Linked DNA regions of Homo sapiens: region 2 is linked to region 1. A link is an interaction called in ENCODE POLR2A ChIA-PET data of the cell type or tissue named here. Cell type or tissue: GM12878. All regions are shown on one strand. Each heading gives the region's core, and the rest is flanking DNA. Links, peaks and the distances in the headings are about the cores only.

Region 1 (16,804 bases), core at 3,796-11,795:
TTTCCAGAGGCAGTTTATGAGAGCGTCTACTTAATACAGTTTTCCAATGCTGAGAATTTTGAAAACAAAAAGAGTTTTTTGCTGACTGATTATGCAAAATGGTGTTTCCATGTATTTTGGGTTTTGGGGGTGGGGGGGGTCATTTGTAAGTCAAGTAAATTGTACTGTTTTGTAGAACCTTCCTCCATTAGACAGCAGCATCCTTGAAACTTACCAGATTTCGACATTTCAGAAATAATATTAAATCCAGAAGGAGTAGAAGGGTCCTAGGGAATTTTAAGTTCTTCCTTTCTGGCCAAGTATTTTTAGACAACTATGAAATCACTAGATACAATCATTTTTCAGTGGAAAGCATAATTTTTCATTTCTTAAAAAGAGCAAAAAGGTATTTAATAAAAAAATTTTATTAGATATGTATCTGAAGTTATACTGCTCATTAGTTTAAAAATATGTATGTGCCTATATATGTATGTGTGTGTGTATATATATATATGTGTATATGTGTGTGTGTGTGTGTGTGTGTGTGTGTATATATATATATATATATATGTCCAATATCGGGAACATGATTAAATATAACTATGTTAGTGCCATATGATGGAAAAGCTGTAGATAAGATTGCAAGCTTCAGGCTGCCTGGGCTCAAATTCCAGCTCTGCTGTTTTCTTGAAGTGTGACATTGGGCAAGTTACTTTGCATGTAAAATTCGGATAATAATAGTACCCTTCTCCCTTGGGTGTTGCTGCAAATAATATATATGAAATGTTTAAAATCGTTAAAACTCCTATTTCAGGAGTATTTAATCATTTGAGAAAATGATCAATATAGAAGTAAACAAATGTAGGGTATTGGCATGAACCATAGTATAATCCTAATCTTCCAAAATTACTTTGCCTCTCTTTCCTCCCTCTTTTCATCCTCCTCTAGTATCTACAAAAAGGGTTTAGCATACTTCTGAATGGATTTAATTTGTATTAGTGGAGTAATCCCAGTCCTGGAGAGACTTCCTGATTCAAGTTTTCAAGTCAGAGACCCATTTTTCACAGAGCTTTGAAACCATGGCTGTCTGGATCACCTGGCTGGGGGCACCCTTGGAGCAGCCGTTGGGTGAGAGCAGAGCTTCCTTCCCAGCCAGGGCTGCCTAGCTCCTGTGGTACAGCAAGTGCCTTGGGCACAGAGTCCCTCACCGTCTGGCACCATATGTGAGCTGCCCTAGTTGGCTCATCTCTTCCCGTCATTACTAAATAAGCTTCATTTCACTAAATAAATGAAAGAGAAGGTAGATGAAGAGACCCCCCCGCCACACCCAGCTCTTAGGAAACGCATGCTTTATCCTACAGATGCATGAAGGGGAAGGCTGTAGGTTTGTGAATCTCTTGACCCTTTGGCTCCATCGTAACGTTGAAAAGTGAAAGGAAAAGTGGTCAAAGAATCATTTGGCATGAAGGAGACAAACACAGAACGACGTGTACGGCTTCAGCCTCTGCCTTTCACTGGTTACCCTGCTATGAGCTTGTGTATGTAGACGCTGCATTCGTTTTGGCCCTAATTTCTGGTCTAATTTGAACAGCTCTGTATTTCTCAGCAGAAGAGGAATATCTGAATTCCTAATTAAGACATGTTAGCTTAAGAATACCTCCTTAATGTGTCATAAATCATTCCCCTGTGACTATGAGGATGAATAAGAAAACAAAACTTGGATTTATACACACATGTATATTATTTCAACAAAATTAATAAGTTCATAGAGGGAGAGAGGACAACAAATGTGTTAGCAAATATAGGTCAGGAAAAGAGTTCATAATGTTCTGCCAGATTCTGATGAGGCACCTCATGAGTGTAGGTAGAAGGCCTCAAGTAACGGTAGTGGGAATGGTAATAACACTACCATATGGAACATTTGGTATTTGAATAGCACTTAGCTTCCTCCCAAACTACAAAATCAATAAAGACTCAGAGAGGAAGAAAGGATTCTCTTGCTGTGGATCACTGGCTGGTGTGCAGAAATGCAGACGTGTTGGTTGTCAAGGGCTTACCAGAATAAATTTCTCTAGGGAGACAGGAGAGTGGGAAATACTTAACCATATTAATTGTGCTGTGACCTCAGATCTGTGGTCAGCAGTTTTTGGTTGTTTCCATATACTGCACATGGTTGCCCACACCATTTTTGCATTCATGTACAAGACCTATCTGCAAGACCAGGCAGAATCATTGTTGAAATCTTAGTTCGCAAAGTCCCATGGGGACTTTGGGGTGTCTTAGGATTTTGCCAGCACAAAGTTAAAGCACAACTTTTGAATTGTGAGAAACTGAGACAAGGTCTTTAATTTTAATCCCATTCAGTCATTCCTCACTCATTTATTAATTTAGCAAAGGCCTTTTTAGGGGCAGCTATGTCCCAGTATAGGGCTGGGCATTGAAGATAATGGAGGAAAACAAGATTGACAAAAGACTGGCCCTAATGGAGTTTACAGTTCTCAGGGAGATACAGTCAACACCATCATAACTGGTTTGGGGGAACAGGGGAGATGAACTGGACCATTCTAAAAGGAGGCAAGAGGTGCATCTGAAATTGGAAACTGGAGAAACCAGGGGAGACAGACCTGTTGATCTGGAAGGCATAGAACAGAAAGAACCAGAGAATAGTCAGGGACTGACAATGAGGTTGTGATTGTTGACAGCCGGACCAGGCCAGGAAATGAAGAAGGTAAGGAGAGAAGCGTACTGTCTAACACCCCTCGAATGCACAGTTGCTAGGGCCAGTAAAGATCATCGGGCTACTCATCTCTCAATTTAGGTAATGTAAATGATGCATCTTATTGACAATCCATATCCTTAAGAAATTGTGAAATGAGTCTTTTACTTTTTATAACTCTACAAACATGTTAGAAAGATGGATGTCACCGTGTCTTTATCACAGTATGGTGATTTTTCTTAACCACCCAAAGGAAGAATCGAGGTGCACCAGAACACGTGTACCTTGTTCTCTTATTAACCATATCCTTTTTCTTACTTTACCCACTATAATTCACCTCAGAGAGTGAGATTAATTATATAATTAATCCTACCTTTTGTGCACATGCATAATTAACTTTATTTAGTTCACTTTAAACAGATTTTAGGTTCCAGATCTAAATAATAGCCCCTCCATTTGTCACATCTTGACCTCTTTACTATTTGGTACCCTTCCACTCAGCATTGTTTGTGGGATTGTGGTTCTTCTTACCTTCCTCCCTCCATTCCTGGGTGCTTTTAGTGGTCTCTTAAATAACAGGCTCTGCTCAGAGATTTCTTTTATCTCCTTAGGCCTTGACCTGCATTTGGTAAAGGCTGCATTTTTAGCTTCGGATTTACTGTCTTTGACGAACCTTTTTCTCTATTGTATCCCTCCCTGGTCAGCTGCTCTCTTCGGGCCCTCAAACATCCACCACGTACTCTACCCAGATGTTTTCTTCTTTCTTTAACATGTCCAGTTGAGTTGCCCATATCATCCCCTACTCCCCATCCACACACCCACCCAGCACACACACACACACACACACGCGCGCACACACACACACACACACACACACACACAGTGCATTCTCGAACATGGGGTCTTTTCCCCTTCAGGCACCGTATGTAACCCACCCCGCCCCTCAGCTCTTAGGAAATGTTTCCTTTATCCTACAGAAACACAAAAAGAAAAACTGTAGGGTTGTGAGTCCCTCTCAACCCTTCGACTACATCTATATCATAAGGTTGAAAATGAAATGAAAAAGGTTGAAATGTACATTTCTAAGGTTAAGAAAATCCTACTGATATTAAGTATTTAAAACACAGACTTCCCCAAAATTTATCTTTCAGCATAAATATGCCCTTCCCTTTTCTCCCACCCTTCCTTCAATCTGTAGATAGCCTCCATAATTCATAGCCAGTTTGGGTAAAGGCATTATTTTGAGACATTTAATGATTTTTTTAGGAAAAGCGAAAAAATGTAGGGTCAAAGATTCAAGAGTATATTGTGTTTTATATGTAGGCGTAGCTTTTAAACTATTTTGGATACTTTAAAGTTTTAAAATAACTTACCAGGCTTCTTTATGAAGCATTTTATTCTTTGAAAGTTTTATAAATAATATGATTTCTGGTGTCAGTATGGAAACATTCACATAGTTGTAATAACTCTCATGAAATAAGGTAGACTATTCCATCATCTGTGTTTACTCTTAAAACACATTAGAAAATGGTTGATATCAAAGCTTACAATTTTGTCTTTCTTATTGCTACCCTAAAGCAGACTGCTGCACAGACCTTCCCCTGCTACACTAATGCTGCTTTCAATGTTGGCAAACCATACTACTCAAAGTGCGGGCAAAACTCGAGGTAGAAATCCAACTTTCATACAGCTTTATCAAAATGACAGTATTCTATGGTACTTTTCAAATCACTATTTTTTTCTCTTAGAGGTTATCAAATGAAATGAAGCATTTAAATATGTTTTCTAAATTCAGGAATGTGAGATAGGAGAGCTTTTGACATTATAGGATTCAGCGGTGGAAGAGAAAATGAACATCCAGTTCCCTTTCTCCCTAACTCAAGATCTGTGCTCCCTGAATATCATTAGTGCTTCTCATTTCATCAGTGTTCAAATAGTGAATCATTCATTCACTGATTGTTGAAACAACTGTTATAAGATTTGGAAATAATATACAGAACATCTTGGAAGTACTTTTTTTTTATTAGCAAGAAGCAGCTATATGCCAAAAGTATTAAGAAGGATCATCTCTTCAGAATAAGTGAGAAGTATATCACTGGTAATTTTTTAGATTTTTGCTGAATGTTTTAGTAAAATTTGGGAAGGTAGTTTTTTTTTGAGTTGGCAATTATATGCTGTCCCTCTTGTTTTCTCTTCCAAAATAATCATTCTTCTCTCTCTCTCTCTCTCTAAAATGGGAGCCACAGAGCCACTGTCAGAATTGTATACATATAAACCTGAGAACATTGCCTGGCCTGGCACATAGTCAATGCTCAATAAACATTTCTTGCTACTGTATCTACTGTGTTCTGTTCCCCCTCTGTTCAACACCCTGTATTTTTTCCTGGTGGAGATTTTCCTGAGTACCTAAACAAATAAACATAGCCAAACAAAACAAGAATTCAGTGCTGATGCCGTGTGCTTTAGAAGCTGGGTCTGTGCTTGACTTGACTGACGGAGATGTGATACTCTGAGTGTGTCTGCAGATAAAGCCAAATTCAAAATTCAAGTGAAACGCCCTTGGACTTGGGAATGAATCGGCGGGTGGGGGGGGGGGGCTTTGACCAAGGTACTCAGTGACCCTGTGCTTCCAAGTTCTCCATCTGTAACATGAGTGGTTTGCTCTCAGAGGTTTCTTCCACCTCTAAAAATTACCATCATTTTGCAACCTTGATGCTTTAAGACTTTGAAGTCCCTGTGGAAAAGAACCTATGAAAAGCGGTCACTGTTTCTGTTTTCCCCGTGCATTTTAGTGGCTGCATAGAGTGTTTTTTGGTGTGTGTCTTCCATCTTGCTCAGGTGGAGCTAATGACCTCCTTCTCCAGGATAGACAATAAAACAAACCAAAACAAAAACACTCTGTTCATGCACAAAGGCAACCCTCTTCCAGATGCTTAACCCCTTAAATGAGTATTTCGATGACACAGAGGGATCATCACTTCACTTGCCACTGAAATACAGCCATCTCTGGAGTGAAATTTGGCAGCTGGGAAGTAGTCAAGCTGCAGTACTTATATGACAGTTTGGGGAAAAGGAGTGAGACAGAAATAGCAGATTCCAAAATAATCCCATTAAAACAGCAGGGAAAGTGGAATTGGGCAATAAGATGGGAGGATGGTTTGCCCCAAAGTCTGACTGTCCTGTTTAGACAATGCGGACTTCAGCCCCAGAAGCTCTAACTTGTGTCACTGCTGGAATATAGTGACCACAGTCAAGAATCCCCTACACACACCCCAAAAAGGGGGGCTTATCTAATGTCCCATTGATCTATCGTCTTGTGATTTTTTTTTTTTTCTCTTTTTCCTGCTACTCTAGTTATCAGGCTGTGCTGGCACATAAATGGATCTGTCTTTTTAAAGCTACCTCTTCCTTTTGCCCCCTGCATAAGATAGTGTTGTAGGTAAGCATGTTATAACATCAGAAAGTACTCAGCTGAGAAGGAGTGATGTTAAAGCACCCTTTGGGCTGGCTCTGGAAGGATGAACTGACTGACCAGAAAGGAAAACTCTTCTGTTTAATTCCAGGATCTTGGGAATAACAGTGACAGAGAAAGAAGATTCGAGAAGTAGATGTGGTTGAGTACAAATGTAGAACTCTTCAGATTTTCTGGAATGGGGTAGCCATTGTGATAAATATTAGGATATGAGCGTGGAAGTCGTAGTGGATAAATTTGAAAGCTACTCAGCAATATGTGCAGCAACAGTTTTTAAAAAGCAAAAGGAAGATTTGTCAACATAGTTAGAAATCCTCAGATCCTCAGATAATGGAACATCATATCTCTCAAAAGGAAGATTCCAGGGAATAAAGAAAGCAGATGATAAGGGAACCTGGGCATTTTAGTTTAACCAGAAAATAGAACGTTACCAAAAAATTTAGAGATTAAAGAGTCAGTTTCATTTAGAAGCACATAAAATGTTTATGTAATGAGCAGAATTTATAGAGTCTACTATTATAAAATAGAACCAAAAATGAATTCAAGAAAAATGTAATAAAATTAATGTAGTGGGAGAAAATGAAATACAATATCAGAAATTCTAGTTTTGAATCTCAGTTCTGCAACTTATCAGCTTTGTGACCTTAGGGAAATCACTCAAAATCTGAGGGTTTTTTCCGCATCTCTATAAAATAGAAATAATTATAATATCTGTCTCACAGGGGTATTGTGATGATCAAATGAGATAATGCATTGAAAATGTTTTGTAAATTGTAGAGCCCTCTACATATGCTATTTCTATAACTCTGCAATTTCTTATGGCATGGAGTGAGCTCTCAGAGACAGTAATCACATGTGGAAATAGCTTAGAGAAGCAGTCATATCAGAGGCAAAATCTATTGTATAAAAATTTAAAAATTCATATGAATTATTTTTTCTGCTTCTCATTTTTCTGGCTCAGAAATTCTTCTATGTTTACAGAATTTTTCCAAAAATATTCTGGTAAGCCCTGTAACAGAATTGTCCACTCTCTGTTAAGCGGTAAACCACATGATTTTTTTTCCTTTTTTTTTTTTTTTTTTGAGACAGAGTCTTGCTCTGTTGCCCAAGCTGGAGTGCAATGGCACGATCTCGGCTCACTGCAACCTCTGCCTCCCAGGTTCAAGCAATCCTTTTGCCTCAGCTTCCCAAGTAGCTGGGACTACAGGTGTGCGCCACTGCACCTGGCTAATTTTTGTATTTTTAGTAGAGATGGGGTTTCACTATGTTGGCTAGGCTGGTCTCGAACTCCTGGCCTCAGGTGATCCACCCTCCTCGGCCTCCCAAAGGGCTGGGATTGCAGGCATGAGCCACCGTGCCCGGCCAAACCACAAGATTTTATAGTAAATATTGCCTGTGAGTAAACCTTGAATAACAACATTAAAGCAGAAGACTGCTATCTTGTGTCATTTGATAATCCTAATTTAGGGAGGTCTGGGCAGAGAAAAGCGGGGTGTGTCTGTGGTCTGGGGACAAGAGTAATGTAAGTAGCATGCCACATGATGAAGACTGAAACGGAGACAGTGAAGCACGGTAAATCTTTACTGAGTGTGGGCTGGTGTGCTGAAGTTCCCTTTATGCATCAGCCCATCTGTCTCATTAGCTTCTCTCTTAATCACAGGCTCCATGAAGTGTCTACTTGTCTTTTTTTAGCTTTTTATGTCAATCTCCTATAAAAGCAAAAGGAAGTCAACTGGCCTTTATGCTGTTTGTGTATACTCCATGCATGCTCGGGGTGGGGCCAGCTGTATTTATAAATGCATGCTAACATGGGGGTTACTCTGTGTGCATAAGAGCTTATTTGTATGTGCATTCATGAATATGTGTACATTTGGGCAGATACACAAAGACACAACACATATGTGCCTCTGCTGTATGCTCTCTTACATGGAAAAGACACATTGACATTAATTAGAAAAGGTGATATGAAACAGTGAAAGTAAAATTCCTTTCGGCAGTATTTACTATTGTAATTAAAGTGCATGATGTAACATTATATGTGCAGGAGAATTTGCTTATTCATCCTTTAGAACAATAGTAGGAGTTACATATTAACAGGTTTAAGTGTCAATAAGTGTCTGAATACAGATTCTCTATTGTGTGCAGTTCTTGTAATAAGGCAGTGTATTTTCCTTGTGTCTTTGCTTGCTTGGAATTGAAAATGCTTTGGATGAAGAATGTTGCAGAGTGTAATTTGTGGCAGAAAATATGCCCCCACTGTTTGTTTATTATTCCTGAGGACATTTGCTGGGCTGAACTATCATATGTAGAAAAGAACAGCTTTGTTTGGAAAATACTGTAAGAGCAGTACAAGAAAATTGAATTAAGTAAAGAGACTTAGGGAGTCCATCTTTCTCTGATGATATTCCTTATTTGCTCTTCATTATTCCCTGTGAAGGAATAAAAACGATGAAATTGGATTTGAAGACTGGATTAAGACAAATGACTTTTCAGATTTTTTTTTTTTTACCTTAGCTGTTTCCAATTTTCCTAGAAAAGCACATAGTCACTATATAAAGAGTCTGAGTTTATTGCATTAAATCTTCCTAAATAGTGTGCCCTTGAGGTTTGATGTGGGGAATTAGTTTAGAAGATTCAGGGGCTTGGAGTACCTGCTAACTGTGTGATGGCGTGTGTCTCTAGAAATTTTATATGCCCATTGATTTTTATAGAGCAAGCAGTACAATAGAAGGGAAGCAGGATGCTGCTTGGTCTTAAGGAAGTCTTTCCTGCCTACCAATTGCCACACCCCTTTTTCTCCAGGTAGAGTTGACTATGTTTTCTTCTGGGCCATTGCTGTACTTGCCTAATACTTTTAATAAGGACTTGCAAATGTGCCTGTAGGTCTCTTCTAACTAGGCTGTAAACCACTCGGACAGAGGAATTGTTTTATTTCTTGTAACTCTAACACCTAACACAAGGCCCTCAAGATAACCTGTCAAATGAATGAACAGATGAGCTGAATACCCGCTGTGTGCCTGTTCTTGTCTTAAGACATGAGGGACAACCTGTAACACAGGACACAATGTGGCTGTGTCTGCTCTGAAATGGTAGAATATCTAGCTACAGCTTAGAATAACTGGGTAAGGAAATAAATGCTGGATTATAACCCAAAGAATAAAATATCCAACGAGTCCAATGAATAAATAAATAAGGGAAAAGGAATGACTCTTCCCTGCAGCAGAATTTCAGTTAATAAACAAACGAGGAAGGAAGCAGTATGAAAACATCATTAGAACTCATAGTAAGAATTGCCACGAGAAAGTCCCACCGATGGATGCATTAGATGGGCAGATGTGGATTAGATGGATTAGAATGAGCGGGCAAAAGTATATGCAGAAACAGGAAATTCGTAGAATTTTAAAATATCCCTACCCCAAACATTTAGTAATTACAAGGAGAAAAATAAAAGTTTACGGTGAAGAATCCTGGCAGACATCACCTTAACTGAGTGATCAAGGTTAATGTCACCAGTGATACATATTGACATCGTGTGTCCCACTGAGAAGGGCGTGTCATCTCTGATATCCTCCCTGAAAAGGCATAATCTCACTCTAATCAAGAAAAAAATAGCAAACTCAAATGGAAGGACATTCGAAAAAATAACTGACCCCTCCCCTTAAAATTGTCAAGGTCTTTAAGGATAAGGAAGGATTCAGGAACTGTCACAGATTAGCAGAAACTAAGAAATATGACCACATAAAATTCTAAGTATGATCCTGAAACAGGAAAAAAAAAAAAAAAGCCTGTTTGGTGCAAAAACTGGTGAAATCCTAATACACCCTACGGTTTGTTGAGTAGTCGTGACCCAGGTTAACTTTCTAGTTTTGATCGTGGTTCTATGGCTTTGTAAGCTGTTAATATAGGGGGAAACTGGGTGGAAGGTACAAGGGAGCTCTGTACTATTTTTGCCGCTTTCTGTAAATCTAAAATTATCTTCAAAAAAACCTAGTTGACACTTAGGTAGGCCGAGGTGGGCAGATCACTTGAGGTCAGGAGATCGAGACCAGACTGGCCAACATGGTGAAACCCCATCTCTACTGAAAATACAAAAATTAGGCCGGGTGCGGTGGCTCATGCCTGTAATCCCAACACTTTGGGAGGCCGAGGCGGGCGGATCACCTGAGGTCGGGAGTTCGAGACCACCCTGAGCAACATGGAGAAACCCCGTTTCTACTAAAAATACAAATAAAATTAGCTGGGCATGGTGGCGCATGCCTGTAATCCCAGCTACTCAAGAGGCTGAGGCAGGAGAAGCACTTGAACCCCGGAGGCAGAGGTTGCAGTGAGCCGAGATCGCGCCACTGCATGCCAGCCTGGGCGACAGAGCGAGACTCCGTCTCAAATAAATAAATAAATAAATAATACAAAAATTAGCTAGGCATGGTGGTGTGTACCTGTAATCCCAGCTACTTGGGAGGCTGAGGCAAGAGAATTGCTTGAACCTGGAAGGCAGAGGTTGCAGTGAGCTGAGATCCGGCCACTGCACTCCAGCCTGGGTGACAGAGTGAGACTCCATCAAAAAACAAAACAAAACAAAAAATCTAGTTCAGGGCACAATACCAATCCACAGGAAGCAATTATAGAGCAATCCATGACAACAGACAACTGAGAATTTGTAATGGGGTGCCAGTGTCAGGTTCAGAAGAGGAATGAGAAATGGCTGGGGATTGGAGTCTTCAGGAAGAGCTTCCTATGAGAAGCAAAGCCTGACAGGGACCTTAACAGGATGTGTAGTGATGATGGGTGGAGGAAACTGAGGGGTCATTGTAGGCACAGTGGCAGCAGGGACAAAAGCATGAGGAAGGGACACAGATGGCCTGCATGGGATATGTTGGAGGGGCCAGCGGAGTTATATGTGCATTGCTGGAGATTGGTATGAAAGAGAATTTGACAGCTGTGGGGATAACAGAGCTAAAGGATCACTAAGACCTGGCGGAGGAATGTGAAGTTAATGCAGGAGGTGACACAGAGTTCCCAGTTCTTGTTTATGGAAGGGGCTCAGTGAGTTTGTGTGTATATATCTGAAACCGGTGACAATGTATGTAGGGTGGCCAGAGTTGGGAGAAACAGGGGACAGGCGAGTCAGGAATTAAAGATAGGTAATGGGAGCCTATTCGTTTGAGGGTGTTGGGAGGATGGCAGGAAAGGAAAAGGGGGCAACATATTCAAAGGTATTTGAAGGGATAAAATAATATAACTTAGTAATTGTTGGATTTGGAGAATGGAGAGGAAGGAGTCAAAGATGATTTCTGGGTCATATTTACTGGACAGGTACTATTGGTGTCCATAACTGAAATAATCCATTCAGCAGATATTTGCATGCCTACATCGAGGAATAATGTATTCTAGGTGAGGAAGGAGGATTAAAAAGAATGTCAACACAGCATCTGCTTACGCTGGAATGTGGGCCAGAAAGCCTGTGGCTTAGGCTAGACTGAATGAATGGCCAGGTCAGCCTACTTAAGGAGTCCCTGCCCTCCACATAAAAAGAAGGGAAAGATTGCCCTACTCTGTTCCTAGCAGTAGCCATGAACAGTGTTAGAAGATCTTTCAAACTGACACTTCTGTCCTCTTGATAAAAATGTCAGGTCTACTGTTGGACCATACTCATAAAAACTCTGTTAAATCACCATTCTACTTAGGAAAAGGCCATTCATGCCCCACTTAACTCTGCCAAGATAGAGGATGCTGTGTTCCCAAGGTACCAAAACTGAAAGTTAAAATGCCATAAAAGTATACTGAACTTTATAGAAGAAAAAACAGAAAAAGTGTATGCATGCTTAAACCTCAAACTCTTGATCTTCAGGTACCATGTCTTTTCAACGTAGATAATATCACCTAGTGAGCACACCCTGAAGTCATGCTCTGGCTGGCTTTGCTGTGTTCTTTTTGTTTTCTCTTGGGCTTGTGTCTCACTCTGTGTTGGGTAGGAAAGGGTTTCTGTAGCCTTTATACCCTTGTTTTCATCACTTATTTCACGAATTTCCACTTATTACTCAAGAATAACCATATTTTTTTATCTCTATGACAAGCTGAAAACCTCCCTGTCAGCAATTATAGCCTGTTAGCCCTCACAGAGTCAGTCTTGGGGAGGTATGGCCTTGCGGTTCAGGGGCAGAACCGTAGGTGTATTCACCTGTGGAAGACTTAGACATACACATTTGATTATGGGTGGCAGTAATCAGATTTATGTTTTGAAGGTCTTCGAAGATCTCCGTCCCTTTCTCAGTCAACATTATACATCATTGTTTCTTAACAGTTGAGTCCTTATACCTTTTTTGGTATCAGTCGGTCATTAGGCCAAGTAAACATTTTATTGACAATAGGCAACTGAGGAGAAAATTAACCCTTTTTATAGTTAATTGTAAGTGGAAGTTGCTTGATATTCTTAAAAATATGAAATTGTGGAAGTTCTGGTTCTAGTCTGAGAATTGAGCATTGAGCATCACCTTTACAACATGTAGACTTAAACTTCAAATACCTTTATGATGCTGAGAACTCCCCATGGAATAGGAACCGGCCATGGCATATCTAAAACATGACTTACATAGCATTGCACGATATAATATGAATGCATGTTTTTTTGTAGAATTTAGAAAGAGGCTGAACGTGATGGCTCACCCCTGCAATCCCAGCACTTTGGGGGGCTGAGGTGGAAGGATCACTTGAAGCCACGAGTTTGAGACCAGCCTGGACAGCGTAGTGAGACCCTATCTCTACAAAAAAAATTTAAAACTTAGCTGAGCATGGTGGCATGAGCCTGTAGTCCTAGCTACTTGGGAGGCTTATGTAGGAGGATCACTTGAGTCTAGGAGTTTGAGGCTGCAGTGAGCTGTGATCGCACCACTACACTCCAGCCTGGGTGACAGAACAAGTCTTTGTCTCTTTAAGTTTTTTTTTTTTAATTAGCTGAGTGTAATGTTGTGAGTCTGTAGTCCTAGCTGCTCAGGAGGCTGAGGTGGGAGGATTGCTTGAGCCCAGGAGTTCAAGGTTACAGTGAGCTATGATTGCACCACTGCACACCAGTCTGGGTGGCAAAGTGAGACCCTGTCTCTAGAAAAATAAAATAAAAGAAAATAATGTATAAAAGAATGACATCTTTTGTAGAGCGGACATTGGAAATGGCAGAATACTCCATGAAGTAGCCTCTAGATTCCCTTTATGGGCTTGCTGTGGAAGCACATATGTTCACATTGGCAGAATAAAGACTCTTTTTATGTCCTTTTAAACTAATGTATTGACTTCAGTATTTTTTTTATAGGGAACATATTTCAAAATTGTAATGGTAGTCAATGGTTCTATGTAAAAATACTTTGTCTTTCCACAGACCCATATATACCAGCCAGGTCACCTTCATTCTCAGAGTGCCTGATGAGTAGAGTGCATTCAATACAATAGCTGTCTTGTTTTTTTAGCAGCAGAAGTGGGAGTCACATGCTGAACTCGGGAACCATTTTGAATTTATTCTCATAGCAATTGCAAGGTAAAGGCAGGCAGAATCCTTGCTGTGTAACCCTCAACAGAGCTCCATAAGGATTGGGAAATCAGGCCATGCTTTGTCAAAGAGAGGGTGCACACAGGCATCAAACAGGTCACTTCTCTTAATTCTTAGGCCACCACACAGGAAGCACATAATTATTTAATCCCTGGATCTTTCTAGAGATGCAACAAAGTGATGAGGGTGGACAGCTCCAGAAAATCGCTGTGCAAGGAGCAAGGGTAGAAAGCTAGGGTTTTGGATTAGACAGACTCCATTTCAAATTACATCTTAACTTAGTTTTTATTGTACCCTCTAACAACTTATGAATAAAATAAGGGGAATATATAGAGAGTTAGGCGTGGGGAATGGTTACAACTTATTTCTCTTCTTCACTTTCATCTGTCTTTCTTCAGTCTCTTCTCCCCTCTTCCATTAAAGGTAAACTGAATAAATGAATAGTGAATGAATGAAGTGAGCAAGCTGTTTTCAACAAAGTTCACTTGGTGCCACTTCCATGGATTTAGTTATAAAAGTGATATGATCCTAGTTATCTTAGGCAGAATACATATTTCTGTGACCCTAATCTACGTGGGTCCTACTTGAAACCTGGAAATGATAGGAAAAACCTTCTTGGGAAGGAGAAAAATGACCAATAAAAAAATTCTGAATTATACTTATAGATGAAGCCCTGGTGAACCCAGAGCCCTGTTGACTCACAAGGACACTCAAAGTAAGATTAGTGATTCAACACATTCACTTCTTCAGTTTCCCAAATAGATTAGAAGGAATAAGAGGGCTTTCTTGGGTTAAACTTACTAACCACAGTGAAGGAAGGAGAAAACCTATAAAAACTTGAAGTATTATAAAATCTCAGCGGTGTGAGGCCATTTCGTTTGAGGACAAACAAACCTAGTGGATTGTCCAGGGCAGGTGAATGTAAAGGACATTTCCTGAGATGCAACAAAGAGATGATGGTACAATGGGCAAGGATGTTGCAATAACAAGCAACCCCAACTCTTCAGGGTGGAACACAGTAGAAGTTCCTTTTTGATGGTGTTACGGATAACTTGGGGTGTTCTGCAGTTGGAGAGGGCGTCTGTATGGTGGTGATTCCCTGACCCAGGGTCCTTGTATCGCAAGGCTCAGACATTCCCTCAGTGTTGGGAGACCCTAAGGATCTTCTGCACCTGGCAGAAGAGAGAAGTGGGGAAGCGAGAGAGTGAGCAGTCTCCTGGGAGGTTTGTTGGTGAAATTGGCATATACCACTTCCTTCCATGTTCCCTTGACCAGAATTTAGTCATGTGGACATAGTCAACTGCAGGTAAAGTGGAGAATTGTCAGCCTGTATGTCAAGGAGTACAGGGAAACTGTTTTTTCAACAACTAACCAGTTTCTGCCACAACTGGATACCTTCCTGACGTCATCTTTACTCCCATCCCAGCCCCACCCGAGATTTGGCCATGAGTACCCTGTAATTTGCAGGGCATTATATCTCTGTCTCAGGAACAGCAGGAGACCACTGAGTCAATCGGAACTGTTTTTTTTTTTTTTTTTTCTGAGACGGAGTCTCACTCTGTCGCCCAGGCTGGAGTGCAGTGGTGTGAGCTTGGCTCACTACAGCCTCCACCTCCTGGGTTCAAGCGATTCTCCTGTCTTAGCCTCCCCAGTAGCTAGGATTACAAGGCTCACACCACCATGCCCAGCTAAATTTTTTATTTTTTATTTTTAGCAGAGACGAGGTTTCACCATGTTGGTCAGGCTGGTCTCGAACTCCTGACCTCAGGTGATCCGCCCACCTTGGCCTCCCAAAGTGCTGGGATTACAGGCGTGAGCCACCACCACGCCAGGCCAGGACTCTTCATCTTTTAAACCACCCGGGTCTGAACTGACAGTCCCTTATGTTATCTTCATGGGAAGAAGAGCAGGCAGTCATGTGTGGCTCCCCATGAAAAGGCAAGGAACCTTCTAGATACTGCCGCTAGAAACCAGGTGTGGGATAGAAGCCCTGCCTTTGATCTATACCTGTTGGTCAGGAACCTGCTTCTACTTTACTTCATTCATCTGCACTTCTTAGGAGCTGGGTCCTGTTCTTGTTTACCATTACTAAATTACGGGGAAATTCCTGAAATTATCCAGTCCTCCCAGATGGTTCATTCTTTGTGTGTATACCCAGAGCTTGGTCATGTCCCCATTCCTCTCTCTCAAGATTAGATCTGCTGTCAAAACCTAGAAACAAGTCTTTACTGAACTGAACTCTTTATTAGCCTTTGATTGCCAGATAACTGGACTTGGGAAGGGGAGTTTGGGAAAAAGGGTTAACTATATTAAATTTTTTTGGTGCTCTCTTATATGGGCTGGGATGAAGCATTTAGACAGTGGGAGAAGTATAGGAGAGGCAGACAGATGCCAGAAAAAAAAAACTTTGGTTGTTTCCAGGTACCGAAAAAGAAAGTTCATTTGTAAGTCACCCACCTCCTCATGATTTCTTCACCTCCTGTCCCCTGCTCATGGTACTAGAGTTTGTCTATATTATAAGCTCTATAGCTCTTTTTGCCTTCCTGCAAAACTAAGCACTATTTATAACACTGTTTCTCTGAGAAAATGTGTTTGGAGTTTCAAATAAATGACTTACAAATGAACTTTCTGTATACAACTCATTCATACATTGAGAACTGCCTGTACCGGGCATGTAACCTGGAGATAACTTTTATCTCTGCTTTATCAATATGGGCTTGTCAGGTTGACTTATGTGTACTTCTCTCTGCCTTCGTTTTGATGATAGCCTCTCTCTTAAAATTTAATACTCTCTTTATGTTTGGAGAAACATTCCCTTTGGCAGCGTTTCAAATATTCTTGCGAATTGGAATAGTGATTTTATTTTATCTCCCAATGTATCTTTAATAGGATTCATGGCTATGAAAATCTTTTGCACAGTCCGCCTATAAATTGTAGAAAAATTGAGAACTATTTAAAAGAAGGGGGCGCAGAAATAATCCTTTTCTAGTATTACTCTGGGTTGTCAGATATCTTTGCAATATAATTACTGTGTTGGTTTTTAAAGGTTAAAAGAGCTCTGACGTTTATAATTCTCTTTTGTGTGTGTGTTCTACACATA
Region 2 (16,804 bases), core at 4,169-12,168, 81 kb before region 1:
AGTGATCCCCAAGAGGACAAATGGTGGGAATTATGGAAATTGAGGCCAGAAGGAAACCTAGAGTTCTGTGCTTTTACTTCCAGTAGGGATCTGTGGGGTTTAGAATGTCTGCCTGGTCAGCAGTTCTCACTTTGGGAACCCCCCCACCCCCACCCAAGACCTTTTCTGGAGGGACATCTGTAAGATCAAGATTATTTTTATGGTAATACTAAGACATTATTTACCTATTCCATTCCCATTCTCTTCCATGTGTACAGCGGAGTTTTTCAGAGGCTATATGATGTGTGATGATATTGTGTAATGAAATGTGTCAACTTTTGGAAGATTTGCATAATTCACTGAACTAATATAATTTTCCAAATGACCAGGGTATGATGTTACAAAATCATGCATAGCTAAAGATCCATCCAAAGTTCAAGATAGACTAATGAATTTTAATATAAAAGAATACTTAGAGTTTATTTCTATGCTTCAGATTCCATGGTGCTGCTCCCCTTTAAGAAACTACCACTTATTGAGTTTTGGTATGATATAAAAAAAGAATATCCACAATTGCTGAAACTATTGGCCACATCTTCTCCACATACTTCAACCAAACAACATATCACAGAAAACTGAATTCAGAGGCACAGAAGAGAATTTAACCATTTTCCATTAAGCCAGGCATTAAAGAGAGCTGCAAAAATCTAAATGGATCTCACTCTTGTCACTAACTTTTTTGTTCTGAAAAATATAATTATTTTTTCATAAAGATGTTATTTCATGTAGTATGCAATGGGTATATTAGTATTTCTATTAAATGAACTAATGAATATTTTACATTTTTCTCAATTTTGCTTCTAATATGGTATAATAGTTGTTAAATATGATCTACCTAATGAAAAGTTCCTTGGGGTCCTCAATAAATTTTAGGAGTATAGAGGAAACTTTATACTCTTAAAATTTATTGAGGACCCAAGGAGCTTTTAAGTGTGAGGACCAAAAGTGTGAGGACCACTGGCCTAGTCTGGTCAGTGTCTACACCCTGTGTCCACTGGTTTCACCTTTCTTCTGGAAAAAGTGTTCTGTGGTAAAATATATTTTGGGCCTAGATGAGTGCTTTCTCCCCTCATAGATTTACAATACACATGAACATATGAGACCCTCCAAAGTCTTTCCCAAATTTATCCCAACCTTTAAAAACAAATTATCCCAACCTTTTTTTATCCTCCTTTTAATTTTGGCACAACATAATGTTCCACAATGGAATATAACATCCTATGGAACGTACCGGCTGGTATATGATATGGGCTGCCCTCTTTCCGTTAACAAAAAAATTAAAAGCAAGACATTTTCCTTCAAATCCATACTTTATTTAGAGAGAGGCCTATAAAATTCACTTGCGAATCTGATTGACTTTCTTAAAAAAACATACTCTTCATTCATTGTATTATGCCATTTTGCTTATACTCTTTGAAGCTGTTTCTACTTCTGTTTCCAAATGCATATGTTTTTTTAAAGCTCTGTTTTAGACATTTTTGTGTGTTAATTAGTAGCATCTGCTCCATGTGTCATAAGACAAAGTAATTTCATCCCCACAAAATTGTCCAAATTGCAGGTTAAGTGGTAGCAGCCTAGCTGTTGAGCTGTTACTACTGTTTGGTATTTTTAAATGGCAAAAAATACCTTCGGTGATGCATCACATGCCTTTAATAAAACACAGTCACTTTGGGTAACAGAAAGATTTAGAAATGGCAGTGGGTTTTGTTGTATTTCTTTTTATGATTCTTTCTTTCCAGTGCTTTAGTTTCCATTGGTTGTGGGTACAATCCTAAGAGTCAGACCAAAATAAAGAATATTCCATCAGTATGGATCAAAAACATGTTCCTGGCCGGACATGATGGGTCACACCTGTAATCCCAGCTACTTGGGAGGCTGAGCTGGGAGGACTGCTTGAGTTGAGGAGTTCGAGGTTGCCGTGAGCTATGATCACACCACTACACTCCAGCCTAAGTGACAGAGCAAGACCCTGTCTCTAAATAAATAAATAAATAAATAAATAAATAAATAAAAAATTAAAAAACATGCTCCTGGCTGCTGCGTGATGAGCATCATCTTCCTAAGACATGAGACTGATACTTGCACCACCCAGCACCAGTTTCTTCCCGGCACAGTGCCATTCTAAATTTGTATTGAGGCAGGAGTGCAGCGAGAATTTCTTTCTCCTTCTGTATTTCACATGTCTATGCCACAGAAAGAATAGAAACATCTTAATTTGTTATAATAATTATAGGGACAATAGTCACTGTATTTTATATAATTCAAAAGTTCTTTTTAAAAAATTTTTTGGTCTTGCCGGTTCCTACTGAAACACTTCGTACAGTTTGAATCCTTAGTGACTTTCTATTGCCAACTGAAAATTGATTTTTTCCTATATTAAAAAAAAATCCAGCCGGGCACGGTGGCTCCTGCCTGTAATCCTAGCACTTCGGGAGGCCGAGGTGGGTGGATCACCTGAGGTCAGGAGTTAGAGACCAGCCTGACCAACATGGTGAAACCCCGTCTCTACTAAAGATTAATTAGCCAGGCATGGTGGTGGACGCCTGTAATCCCAGCTGCTTGGGAGGCTGAGGCAGGAGAATCGCTTGAACCCGGGAGGCAGAGGTTGCAGCGAGCCGACATTGCACCATTGCACTACAGCCTGGGCAACAAGAGCAAAACTCCATTTCAAAAAAAAAAAAAAAAAAAATCCAAACAGAAAATACTGTGGCTATCTTATTCAGTATCTTGTTCTTTTCCTTACCACTGAGTAGTTTCAGGGAAAACCCTTTACAATTGCAAAAAGACATTCAGTTTATAGGACTATTTATTACAGCGTTGGCAAATGGTGCTGGAAATTCTCTAATAGTTAAATGACGCAAATTAACCAGACTGAAATGGAAGAACCATACTGAGGTTGCTCTTCAAACAGCAAGAGGCTACCTTTCTGTTTTCTTTGACAACTGAATATAGCTTATGATATAGTTAAGGTATCAAAGATGCAAGAATTGTAGAGCTATGTGGCAGGTTAAGAAGCCTGATGAATGGCCGGGTGCAGTGGCCCACGCCTGTAATCCCAGCACTTTGGGAGGCCGAGACCAGCAGATCACCTGAGGTCAAGAGTTCAAGACCAGCCTGGCCAACATGGTGAAATCCTGTCTCTACTAAAAATACAAAAAATTAGCTGGGCGTGGTGGCGTGTGCCTGTAATCCCAGCTACTTGGGAGGCTGAGGCAGGAGAATTGCTTGAACCTGAGAGGCAGAGGTTGCAGTGAGCTGAGACCACACCATTGTACTCCAGCCTGGGCAACAAGAGCAAAACTCTATTTCAAAAAAAAAAAAAAGAAGTTTGATGAAGATGCAGATGCTTCATTGCTTGTGCAAATTGTGTGATTTTAGCATATTCTACAGTGGAAAGTCAAATTTCAGGCATGCACACCTAAAGTAGGAAAAATGGTTCTTAAAGGGGTAGTGTGATGCAGGGATTAAGAACCTGGTTTCTGGAGTCAGATGGCCTGAGTTTGAGTCCCACCTCTACCATGTATGTGTGCTGTTGAACAGGTGATTTAACTTCTTTGGGGCTCAGTTTCTCCCACTGTAAAAAGTCATGTAAAGTTCCCAGAAGAGTGTTTCATACATTGTAACTGTAGTAGTTATCTACTGCTGTGTAAGTAATTACTCCAAATCTTAGTGGCTTAAAACAACAAGTGTTTATTATCTCTCAGTTTTTCTAAGTGTGAATCACTGCATATCATAGCTGGGTGTCTCTAGCTCCAAGTCTTTCATGAGGTTGTAGTCAAGTTGTTAACCTGGGCTGACGTTTCATCTGAAGGATAGGGTGGGGGCGGTAGGGATCTGCTTCCAAATCCACTCACATAGATGCTAGCAGGCCTCAGTGATATGCCATGTGGGCCCTTCCACAGGACTGCATCACAGCCTGGCAGTCAGCCTCCCCCAGGTGAGTAACCCAGAAGAGGATGCAAGATCCCAAGATGGAAGCCACCATCTTCATGTAACCCAGTCTTGGAAATGATCTCCCATTACCTTTGCCACAGTCTGTTTGCTAGAATTGAGTCACTAAATCCAGTCCACACTCAAGAAGGCTTTACAAGGGCATGAATTCCAAGAGGTGGGATCACTGGAAGCCATCCTGCAGGCTGCTTATAACAGTAACTTGTGCTTTAATTTATATCCCCTTATGGTCTATTCCTGACAATCAGACCAAATGAGCCCTTAAAATGTAAGGCAGATCATGATACTACTGCATTAAAAATTATCTCTGGTCTTCCCATTTTACTTAAAAGTCGGTATCTTTACAATGGCCTACAAGGCCTTTCATGCTTATAAAATTATTTTTCTATATTTTGTAAAATAATATATATGTATAATAAATGCTATATATGTATATTTGTATAAACACATGTTTATATGTTTAGTTATATATCTAGAATTTATTTTCCATATGGTGTAAGATAGCAATCTCTTTCGAAACGAAGAGCCAGGTTTCCCAGCACTATTTATTGATTACAATACCCTTTTCCTGGGCCAGGTGCGGTGGCTCACATCTGTAATCCCAGCACTTTGGGAGGTCAAAGCGGGTGAATCACGAGGTCAGGAGTTCAAGACCAGCCTGGCCAACATGGTGAAATCCCGTCTCCACTAAAAATACAAAAATTAGCTGGGTGTGGTGGTGGGCACCTATGATCCTAGCTACTTGGGAGCCTGAGGCAGGAGAATTGCTTGAAACCAGAAGGCAGAGGTTGCAGTGAGCTGAGATCACTCCACTGCACTCCAGCCTGGGTGAAAGAGCAAAACTCTGTCTCAAAAAAAAAAAAAAAAAAAAAAAACCAAAACAAAATAAACCTCTTTTTTCCCTGAGTTGATATTCTACTGAGAACCTGTTTGTCTCTTATTATGCAATCTGTGTCTAATTGTTGCATTTTTGAATAAAGATATACTTAGTGGGTCTAGTAAATCATATAAGATAGTTGTGTTTGTTATGATTTTATTTGATTTGAAACATTCAAATACATGTAAAAACAAATTATAATTGAGAATTAATTATGGCAAACATTTAATAAGTTCCTTTATTTGATAGATTAGGAACTAATTTTATTTAAAAGGCCGTGACTTACATTTAAAAGTCCAATTAGCTACAACATTAAGACTAAAAAGTATATTTCATGACTCCCAGGTCACTGTTTATAGGTTGTTGATATCCCATACTTTGCTGCTGCTGCTGTTGCTTATAACTGTTCAGAAAATTTTCACCAAAATGTCTATCAAATTGGAAAACCCTCTGGAGTGAGATCCTTTTTAAAATATAGCCAACTTTCACATATGCAGGCATATCTGTGAATGCCCTAGGCCCCTGTGCTTTCTCTTCTGCTTTTTGGGCTTTTGGCCTTATCTTTGCTTATGATAACTTCAAATGGTAAACAAGAAGGGATAGGTGACAGAGATTAAACCCAAGCCAGTTTGTTTTGTTGATTATTATTAACGGTATTGATAAAGAGTTTGCTGAAAGAGGGAAGCATATTGAAATTATTGCTTAAAAAGAAGTGTGTAGAATTTTCAGTTGTTTTCTTTTGATAAGAGTTGCCTCATAGCTGTTGTAGTATGTGCAAATGAAGGTCAGCGATAAATCACAGAATGAATCACTTCCAACTCCTTCACATCTACAGATATAAGTAAGAATGGAAAATATTGTCACTTAGATGAGTCCTTATTTTTTTTTTCTGTATGAATAGTATAAACCTTACTTTTCTGGACACCTAGCTTTGGCAGCTGGTGAAGGTTGTTAAAGTAACAAATGGGACCATTCTGCCTCTCCCAGATCGATTTTGCTGCAAGATAGTTGAAAATAATATAATCCAGAAATGAATTTATTTTCTTATGGCAAAAACAAAACAGAAAGAGAGTACTATGAGGAAGTATCATGCTACTGGTAAATTTTTCAAACTAAAACCGCATTACATTTCATTAAATGAGTTTATGTCCATTAAGCGTCAATGAGCATGAGTGGTTGAACCCAGAATCCAGTCAAAGTACATATTAACTTTCTGTATGACTTTAAAAAGAGGTATGTCAACCTCCCTGGGTCAGCAGGTTCCTTTGCAGAAGACATTGGAATGAAACGTCAAGGACCTCTTCCAATTATAGAATACCTCGAGATATGAAGTTGGTAACAAATAAGAGAAATGCAGCAAGATATTTTTAGTTAAAAAAGAAAAGATTGATACAAGCCAGTAACTTGCAGTGAACTTGTTTAAATCCTCCTCCTCTCTCCAAATTCTGTTTTTACCAAGCCGGTAAAGTAAAGACAGTTTGTCATGCTTTGAACTTCCTGGCTTATGTTGATTTCTATCAGTATGTTGCCTTACACATTTGAGTGGGAGCTGAGTTACATAAAACTAATAAAATCCTTACAACCCCATTTTCTGTGGGTACTGATAGCATCCAAAAAATAAAAAAGGCTTTTGCCATTTTCAGGCAGTTGTTCCTCCGGCTAGATGGAAAATTGAATGGCATTATCTCAACTCACATGTTTAAACATTAACGGAGAGACACTTTCTCCTCCTCAAAAGTTTTTAGTGTTCCCAGGAATTTAACCACAGATAGACACAACTCCTCAAACGTCCCGAAAAAAAGGTTGACTATTCCATAAAGTAATAGTTACAGAAGGCTTTCAAGGAATTAGTTATTCACACAGTAAGCTTCTGAGGCATACGAGCATATCCTCTTTCTTACAACTTGGTCACTTGATCCAATCTTTGATGATCACCGTGGGACCTTTGGAGATTTATGGAGTTTAGGGTTACAAGTATGATGTGGCCACCATACTCAGGGAACTGGATGACAGTCAGCCGATGGGTTTTCAACATAGATGAGGATGAGCTCATAAAAGGCTAAAAAAGGAGGCAGACACCTTTGGAAGACTGTTTCTAGGCTCTCAAATGGCCATTGTCAAAAAACAAACAGTGGGGTGGATTTGACTAAGCATCAGAAGATGCTTTAACAACAGCCTGTGACAAGTGAGCGTTAAAAGCTCACAAGGCAGAAAGGAACTTTTCAGAGTGACCTTGTCAGACGAGGTTCTAATGTGTAGGCTTTATCAGCTGCTCTGAGTGGGGGTAAAGAGGCATGCATATTTTAAACATTCATTTCATATTCAGTGTGTAAAGTAACTACTGCTTTTCAGCTTGGGTGGAGAAAGTATTTATCAAGAATCACACAAGGGAAACCCATGCATTACCTACTTATAGGGCAAAATGGAAAATGTTCTCTCTCTTATGCTTTATCTTTTTTGTTCCATCTTAATAGCTCTTTATTTAAAAAGTATTCACATCAGTTGATTAGTCTGAGTCTTTCATTTGAAGCAAACTTTCTTCACTTTCTGCCCTTGATACTGCACATCAGTCTTTAATCACTTAGACGTACTGAATTTTTCTTTATTCACATCTTTCAATCGGTAAACTTGAAATTTTGCAAGTGCATTCCCACTGGTGTACATTCTGATTTTCAAGACCTGCTACCTCCCCCAGTGTCATGCTTGTTTTTTTTTTCTTTCTTTCTTCCTTCCCACACCCCACCTCCAGTATTTTAGGGCACCTTATGTAGATAAGCAGTGAGATGGCTTCATCCTGATAATTAACATGCTTGTTTGAGGTTATGAAATATACATTTGAGAAAGGCCAGGGATTTCCCCCTGAATATCCACTAACTGCTTGAAGTGGCATTTTCATTCTGACTTGGTATTTTGTTTTGTTTGACTGCAGCATACTGGAGCATAGTGAAAGAGTCTATTTTGAAGCTTCAAACTTAGTGCTGCTGCAGACCAGGAACAAGAGAGAAAGAGTGGATTTCAGCCTGCACGGATGGTCTTGAAACACAAATGGTTTTTGGTAAGTCATCCAAAAGACTTGACATCTTTTAGCTTTAAATGTCATCGGGCATCACTTCACTGGTGTACCAGAACTTCTTCTTCAAGCGTATTGCTATTTCTCTACATCCTAAATAACAGGACATTTGAAAAAATGTTGTCCTAGTGACAGAGCACTGAGAGAGCAACCGCATTTACTTTATGTGTTTGTTTCTGAAACTTGCAGAATAGTATGATCTGAATAGAATGTATTTGTGGTTAGAAAAAAGAACAAAAGCAAAAACAAAGCAAACCCAAACAACTAAACACACAAACAGCAAATAAACTACATCTACCAGATACTCCATTTTAGCTGAAAACATAAGGGATTAATCGCACGAGAGGAAGTAGATTCAATTTAATGGCAAGTTTTTTGCGTCTTGTGATCAAATACAGTCATGTGCCACATAATGAAGTTTCAGTCAACGACAGATCACACGTATTACAGTGGTCCCATAAGATTATAATACTGGGCTGGGTGTGGTGGCTCACGCCTGTAATCCCAGCACTTTGGGAGGCCGAGGCGCGCGGATCACGAGGTCAGGAGATTGAGATCATCCTGGCTAACGCGGTGAAACCCTGTCTCTACTAAGAATACAAAAAAAAAATTAGCCGGGTGTAGTGGCGGGCGCTTGTAGTCCCAGCTACTTGGGAGGCTGAGGCAGCAGAATGGCGTGAACCTGGGAGGCAGAGCTTGCAGTGAGCCGAGATTGCACCACTGCACTCCAGCCTGGGCGACAGAGCGAGACTCCATCTCAAAAAAAAAAAAAAAAAAAAGATTATAATACTGTATTTTGGTTGTACCTTTTCTATGTTTAGATGTGTTTAGAGGCACAAATGCCTACCATTGTGTTACAGTTGCCTACAGTATTCACTACAGTAGCATGCCGTCCAGGTTTGTAGCCTAGGAGCAATAAGCTATACCGTATAGCGCAGGCGTGTAGTAGGGTGTACCATCCAGGCCTGTGAAAGTACTCTGTGATGTTGCACAGTGACAAAGTCACCTAACAATGCATTTCTCAGAGCATATCCCTGTCATTAAATGATGCATGACTATTGTGATGGGCAAGGTGAAAGATGATGGGGGTTTCCAAGTCCTGTTCAGCAAACATTTACTGAGTAACTTTTAAGTATACATGGGCCCTTGAATGACAGTCTTAGTCTGGGGGTTGGAATTCAAACACTCTAAACTATAAATAAATGATAAAACCATTCCAGAGCATACACCAACATAATGTGGACTTCCAGGAATTTTTTTTTTATCAACCCCGTTCATGATATTACCTGGAAGCAGAGTCCTCAAATTGAAGCCTAGGTCTGCCCCACCTATCTTGGTCACCTTGGAGAACTTGCTCATCATCTTGGAACGACTTGCCTTTAAAGATGTATGTGCCTAACTGATCTCCAAGGTCTCCTGCAAATTTATAATTCAGTTCCCTCTAGTGCAATGAATTAAATAATTATCCACTTCAGTTCTTGCCCAACAGAATTTCTGTGTAGGCTTGGTGGTCATTTGCAGAGGGGCTCATTGTATCAACCAGTGTGGAGGAAAGGAGCCAGGTCCTCGGGGGGTCCCTCCTGGCCCCATTTGCCCATTTGACAGCCAGCCCTTTGGTCAAACAGGACTGTCAGCATCTGCAGTAAATAATTTTTTTGTTTTTTTTTTTTTTGAGATGGAGTCTTGCTCTGTCACCAGGCTGGAGTGCAGTGGCACAGTCTCAGTTCACTGCAACCTCCACCTCCCAGGTTCAAGCGATTCTCCTGCCTCAACCTCCCGAGTAGCTGGGACTACAGATGCGTGCCACCATGCCCAGCTAATTTTTGTATTTTTAGTAGAGCTGGGGTTTCACCATGTTAGCCAGGATGGTCTCGATCTCCTCACCTCAGGTGATCCGCCTGCCTCAGCCTCCCAAAGTGCTGGGATTACAGATGTGAACCACTGCACCCGGCCCGCAGTAAATAATTTATTCCCTTGCAACATTAAAAAAAAATGTGGCACAGTGCTTTATGAATATTATATTCATTTTTATGTATTTAATTTTAATTTATTTATTTATTTATTTATTTGAGACGGGGTTTCTTTCTCTTTGTTGCCCAGGCTGGACTGCAGTGGTGCAATCGTAGCTTGTGCTGGGACCATATGAGACTGGGACTATCCTGGCTGTCATTCATAAAGTCTTCACTGAATTTTTAGGACTTCGCTGACTGGTCTCTCTTTATGAACTTCTGTCACATTTAGGGCCTGCATCATATAAAATGCACTGCTATGTGTTGTTCTGTTAGTGTTTGTCATCACGCCATCAGGGGTACACACAGCTTCAGGGCAGGAATCATCATCACAGACCAGTAGCCGAGACTACAGGCACGCGCCACCATGCCTGGCTAATTTTTCCATTTTTTTGTAGATACGAGGTCTCGCTATGTTGTCCAGACTGGTCTGGAACTCCTGGGCTCCAGCAATCATCCTGCCTTGGCCTCTCAAAGTGCTGGGATTACAGGCATGCACCACTGTGCCTGGCCTGAATATTATATCCAAATAAGTGAGATAGGCTTCTTTTGAAATACTGTCCTTTGTTTTTCTTTAGGGGATCTGACTTTTTCCTTCTCTGTGCTTGCCGTCATTGTGTTACTGGTTACCGGCCAGCCTGTTAACCCTGTGGATCCCCACACTTTGTTTTACGTTGAATAGCATTTATTATTGTTCTTTCTTACTAAACATCCCCTTTCTGAAGCAGAGCTTCAGAAATGATGCTCAGATGTCACTCTTGTTAGCAGCTGGCTTTCTGCCTTCAAGTGATGCATTATTGGGGTTTCATAACAGCATTTTTTTTTCTCTTACAAATATTAAATTATGAAGTGCAGGAAACCACATGAATGTGGTAGAAAGCAAATGCAAACACAGTGTTATCTGGAAGTGCTAGTTTTGTGATTCTCCTGGTGACAGTATCCTTCCTGTAATCAACATAGGAACCCTCTTTACCTGTTTGCTGGTGGTTTTCTATCCTGTATCTTCCTCTCCATTTATGCTGTATGCCATGGCCACTTTGTCATGCTGAATCGGGAGGTTTGATTAAGACAGTTGCTTGGGGACTATCTCTATCAAAGTTCTGCCTCACCACAAATCCTGGCTGTCACTTACAAAGTCTTCCCTGAATCCTCAGGACTTCACTGACTGGTCTCTCTCTCTCTCTCTTTTTTTTTTTTTTTTTTTTTTTTTAAGGCAGAGTCTTGGGTCTGTTGCTAGGCTGGAGTGCAGTGGCAATCTTGGCTCACTGCAACCTTCGCCTCCCAGGTTCAAGCAATTCTCTTGCCTCAGCCTCCTGAGTAGCTGGGATTACAGGCATGCGCCACCGTGCCCAGCTAATTTTTCTATTTTTAGTAGAAATGGGGTTTCACCATGTTGGCCAGGATGGTCTTGATCTCTTGATCTCATGATCCATCTGCCTTGGCCTTCCAAAGTGCTGAGATTACAGGTGTAAGCCACTGCGCCCGGCCCTGAGCAGTCTCTCTTTATGAACTTCTATCACATTTAGGGCCTGCTTCTTACAGAATGTACTGCTGTGCATTACTCTGTGAGTGTTTGCCATCAGCACAATTGCACATGGGTTGCACATGGCTTCAAGGCAGGAATCAAATCACAGACCAGTGTTTCCCAAGGGTGGTCTAATCCCAGTACCTCCTGCTTCCGAATCTCTTGGATATGTTTATTAAAGTTGCAGATTCAGCAACACCAGGCTTATGAATCAGAAGTTCTGGGGATGTAGAACCCAGGAAACTCACCTTAGTTAACTTTTGCACACTGAGGTTTGAGAATAACTATCTGAAAATAATTGTGCATCCTCCTCTTTGCCTCCTCTCCCACAGCAAAGGGTCCAGGTCTGAGCCTATGGTAGGTGTCCAGGAAATATTTGCTTGTTGACCTAAGCAACATCAAGCCATGAGGGTTGCATTCCCTCTTCAGTTGCCAAGCTTTTTCAGGATGTGAGGTCAGCATATTCTCTGAACCTTTAGAAACCCACTTTCTTCCAAATACGTAAAGTGTTCCCCTAGGGCAGAGGCTCTTTTGGAAATCTTTTTTTGTCTCTTTATCTTTTGTAATCACTAACTCTGTTGGTGGTAATGACAGGAGCCCCTGACTAAGATTGGGATAGTGGGGACATCAGCTATGAGGAGCTGGGCTGGAGCAGCAGGCTAGGAGAAAGATCTGAGGATAGGAACCGGACTGTGCTAAACTAGAAGCTTTATCCTTGGCTCCCAAAGCCACACCTGCTACCCTTGGCAGTTTATTCTGAGTGGTATTTCTTTCAGCTGTTAGGCCTCGCAGGTTGTCAGTTTTGGTGGCAGAAGAGCGGTCCCGCTGCTGAAAAGGATCAAGTTTAGCTCTAGTGGACGCACATCAAAGCACCTACAGTGCACAGTGGTGGATTCAGGATTTGAATCCAATGTTAGCAGACTGCAGTGGTGACACTTGGCCCTCTCCTTCCGTCCGCCTCTTGTTCCAGCAAGGGCATGCCTGGTCTTGGATGATCCAGGAGAGATTTGCAGGGCGTTGCTGCTTCTGGTGCACCTCCTGAATGCCCTTGCTGGTGGCTCCAGCCCTGGTAGATGGAATCCAAACAGAAGAACTCACAGAAGCTTAGCTAGCCTAGAAAGGAACCAGCGTGGCCATCAGGACATTTATTAGCTGTTAATCTAACCACTACCAAATGCATTAACACATTTTTTTTGACAACTTTTTCTCTTTTATTTGGCTGTTGCTTAGTTCAGTTTTGCTTGGAGAAGTTGTGGCAATCCTGAATTCAGTTTGTGTGAAAAAGCAAGCACCTTCAAGCCCAGTGTTGGAGAAGTATCTTCTCCCAGGTCTCTATTCAGTTTTGACTAAAGGAGGTTTGGCGAGCAGAAAGGTATTACCGAGTGGATTCTTCTCAAATTCTCATCTAAGTGAAGGAAAAAAGCCCAGTTTGCTGAAGCCATGTTAAGGGCACATTAGGCTTTTAATATGTGCTTCATGGAGACCTTACTAGATTTTCCTCTGCGTAGTTCTTTCCATCTGATGGGAGCGAGGGCTGTTTTTGGGTTGCAGAAGGCAAGAGCCAGGTTGTCAGCTACAGAAGAGAAAGGTGCCATTGTCTGCATAATTGACTTTGAGCCTTTGTCTAAAAGGATGTCAGGTGGAGGAGTAATGAGGGGCGAGATTTTTAAAAAATTATAGAGTACAGGATTTTAGCAAAATGCCAGATGTTGGCATTTCTGTTTTGGAGGTCTTTAGTGGTCCATGTAAACTATTTCCTTGCAAGTAACCATCCATGGTAGGAAAACAGAAAAAAATGATTCTAAAAGAGCATTTGTCTAGTTAGAAACTGTGTCACTTGTATCGTTTACCGTGAGGCATCCTTGAGAGGTACATGATTTCCAAACAGCCACCTAAATCATAGGTACTGCTTTTGGAACAGATGTAAATAGGAAAAGCGCCAGTCCAGTACCCCCACTAAAGACCATCGTTAGAAAGCTCTCGCAGTGCTTTCCAGCTTAGAGGAGTGTAGTTCCCTTCAGGTACTTAAGCCAGTGTTCGGTAAAGCAGCACCCAAAATGCCTTTTGTTAAATGTGTTCTAACTCGTTCCTCTTGCTGATGCTATCACAGGCTAATGATTGTCTAAGTCCTTCAGAGAAGCTGTGTGGTTTTGTATAGCTGTGAGTAAAACCACACCCATTCAGGAAATGCAATGTACTTTCTTCTAACAGGCATCATCAAAACAGATGCTGATTTACATGGTAGGTCCCCTTCTTTAGTGACAATTTGAGAGCTTTGAAGGGAGGCATTTGCCGTGCATCAGAAGAAATCAGAATTAAACTGGCACACGTGCACATTGTTGGAGTAAAAAGGAAAAGCAGTGACCTAGAGTTTGTTACCGCACATGCTTTCCCTGAAGGCATCTGCACCATCATGATGTCCTCATCAACTCTGCACACACAACTAGTATTTCTGTCTCTTTCTCTTCAGAGTTTAAGCTCAATGATTTCCAACTTCCTCCCACATGACTCCAGCTGGATATCACATAGGTGTCTTCAATTTGAATCTAAACCTGACTTTGTCATTGTCCTACGTTTATGGGCTCCAGGGTCACTAGCTCACCATTTGTTGATGCTGGACACCTCCTCTTCCTCTGCTTCATCCCTAGCTCATATGCTGGAGTTCTGCCTTTTTTTTTTTTTTGAGACAGAGTCTCTCTCTGTCACCCACGCTGGAGTGCAGTGGCACCATCTCAGCTTACTGCAACCTCTGCTTCCCAGGTTCAAGGGATTCTCCTGCCTCAGCCTCCTGAGTAGCTTGGATTACAGGTGCGCACCACCACACCTGGCTAATTTTTTGTATTTTTGGTAGAGATGGGGTTTCACCATGTTGGTCAGGTTGGTCTCAAACTCCTGACCTCATGATCCGCCTGCCTAAGCCTCCCAAAGTGTTGGGATTACAGGCGTGAGCCACTGCCCCCAGTCTGAGTTTGGCCTCTTTAATATGATAGTTTACCCACTCTTCTCCACTCTCGGGCCCCTGTTCTGTTGCAGACCTTCAGCATCACTTGCCTGGACTGCTGCAGTGGCTTCCAAGAAGCCCCTTGCTTAAAGTCTTTTCTTTCTGTGTTCCATTTATTCTACTCTTTTGAGAATTCTCATATGAAAGAAAGGGTCTGATTGAATTACTCCTACACTTGAAAATCCTTGGTAGTATGTGGAAATATGGAAAAGTACTCATAATCTAATGTGTTAAAAGAAAAACTTTAGACAAATTAAATTTAACAGAGTTTAATTCAGCAAAGAACTATTTGCAAATCAGGCAGCTCCTCTCTACTCCTTTCCTCCCGAACTAGAATAGATTCAGGGCATTTCTGACATGCTGTTGTGTGGTTGGAGAGGATTTATAGACAGAAAAAGGAAAACGACGGACAGAAAACAGAAGTGAGGTACAGAAACAGCCAGATTGGTTTCAGCTCAGCGTTCGCCTTATTTGAACAGGGTTTGAACGATAGGCTGCCTGTGATTCGCCGAAACCCAGAGATTGGTACAAGAATAGGTTACAGCCTGTTTACACATCCAGGTAGGTTACGGTTCACTGCATGCGGAGAAACCTTTAGGCCAAACTTAAAATATGGAAGAAGGCAGCTTTCGGCTAAACCCAACAAATGTTAAGTATAAAATTCATATTTCAAAATTGTGCAAACACATTGATTACAAAGCAGTGACAAAAATCTATGCCTATCCACAAAGGCTAGAAGTAAAGAAAACAAGAATGAAGGTATTTTTAATATTAGGGCAATTCATGTGTGTGTGTGTTTTTTAATACTCCTTTGGTAGCAAATGAATATGGTGAAGTAAAATGAATAATTGAAAGGATTTTGTTAGCTTTCTGCTCCTGATAAGGTAAAATGTGAATTTCACTGCATGGCCTCTAAGGCCCCTAGGAATTCCTTATCAACTTACCATTTAAATCTCATCTCCCGTGACTCCCATCCCTTCCATCTCTCCATATAATATTTGTTTTCTTCTTAAACATACTATGTATATAATAACCATGCACCTGTCCCTGTTGTTTCTTCTCGCATGAGACTCTTGTTCTCTGCCTGGTAAACTCCCACTCATTCGTTGAGGCCTAATTGAAATTCCTGGCCAAGCATGGTGTCTCACATCTGTAATGTCAGCATTTTGAGAGGCTGAGGGAAGAGGATTTCTTGAGCCCAGAAAGTTTAGACTGCACCATTCCACTCCAGCCTGGGCAACAGATAGAGAGCTCGTCTCAAGGAAAAAAAAAAACAAAACAGAAATTATCCTCTTGCTGTGTTACCGCTATTATATTGCAATTTTCTGCTCATATAGCTATCTTGGTAAATGATTCATGAAGACAGAAATTGACTTATCTTAAACCTTGTATTCCAAGTGTTAAGCCCATTCCTGCATATAATACAGTTTAATAAATATTTACAAAGGTAAGAAGAAAGGAAAGAGCCCATTTAGAAATACAGAAATAATCCTTCAGGTAAGATATTAAAAATGTTTTTGGATAAGCTTAGTACTAATTACTATTTCATAAAAATTACAAAAATAGATGTTTTTGGTTAAACAGTTTTTACAGTAATAGTTGGATTCAGCCTCACATCATTTAAACTAAACTACTGGCGTATATCTTTGGCATTAGAAAATTCTAACATCAGATAGAATTGCTTCAGCTTCACTGTAAGCCATATTTATGAAGTTACTAAAAACCATTTTTTTAAACTGTTTTATGTCATGCATAACCATGTCGGCCAAATCAGAAATCCAAATAAATGACACATCCAGTTCTGGCCACATTTTGTGAATATCTGGTATTTTTTTCTTAAGGGAATTTAAAAAGACTGGGTAACATTAAAGGGTTGATGTAACATTTTCAATTCTGAAAGGCTACTCTGCTCTAGGAATATACTTGTTACTATTTTTTTTTTCATTTCTAAGAATTCTGTTTGGCTAAAATACCAAAAGAGAAAAAAATAACTTGGCTTAAATAAAATGAAAAGTCATCTCCAAAATTAATTCGGCTCCTCAAAAGTTCTTTCCAAAGGAAGGAATAGGATGCTATTTAATATTACATGTCAAAAACACCACTAAAAAGAAAATCATCATTTGTACGTGTGACAAGGAATTCAGAATGGAATTTTATGAAGGCTAGTGTGTGAGGCACGCTGCTCACATCTTTTAAAATAATATTTTGATATCGGGGAAGATTATTTAATACTATATATTATTTTATATTATATATGTATGCATATGTGTATATACATATATAAAATAGAGTTTTTTCCTATTAATGCTTTAGAGTCAATAAGTTGTAATGG

The links. ChIA-PET counts read pairs that join two places held together with the same protein. Peaks named below come from ENCODE experiments on the same cell type or tissue, not always from the same donor. Only the 100,000 strongest peaks of a DNase experiment are listed, where the experiment ranks them.
Region 2: POLR2A ChIA-PET joins it to region 1 with 14 read pairs; 2 of 35 experiments call an interaction of 5 or more read pairs at or near these places.

Annotation. Positions count from the first base shown.
Region 1 is chr6:16,567,969-16,584,772 of GRCh38, reverse strand. The region is part of intron 4 of ATXN1 (ataxin 1); the gene reads left to right. Among named protein-coding and RNA genes, the nearest start is that of ATXN1-AS1, 180 kb to the left of the region's middle. In GM12878, for the core only: no CTCF peak of the experiment used is centred there; a DNase peak (open chromatin) is centred at 7,742.
Region 2 is chr6:16,648,894-16,665,697 of GRCh38, reverse strand. It overlaps ATXN1 (ataxin 1), which reads left to right. Exons shown (of 8, transcript NM_001128164.2): 3 at 7,797-7,922. Among named protein-coding and RNA genes, the nearest start is that of ATXN1-AS1, 100 kb to the left of the region's middle. RefSeq lists an enhancer at 10,612-10,701. In GM12878, for the core only: no CTCF peak of the experiment used is centred there; no DNase peak of the experiment used is centred there; H3K4me3 peaks cover 522 bases; H3K27ac peaks cover 652 bases.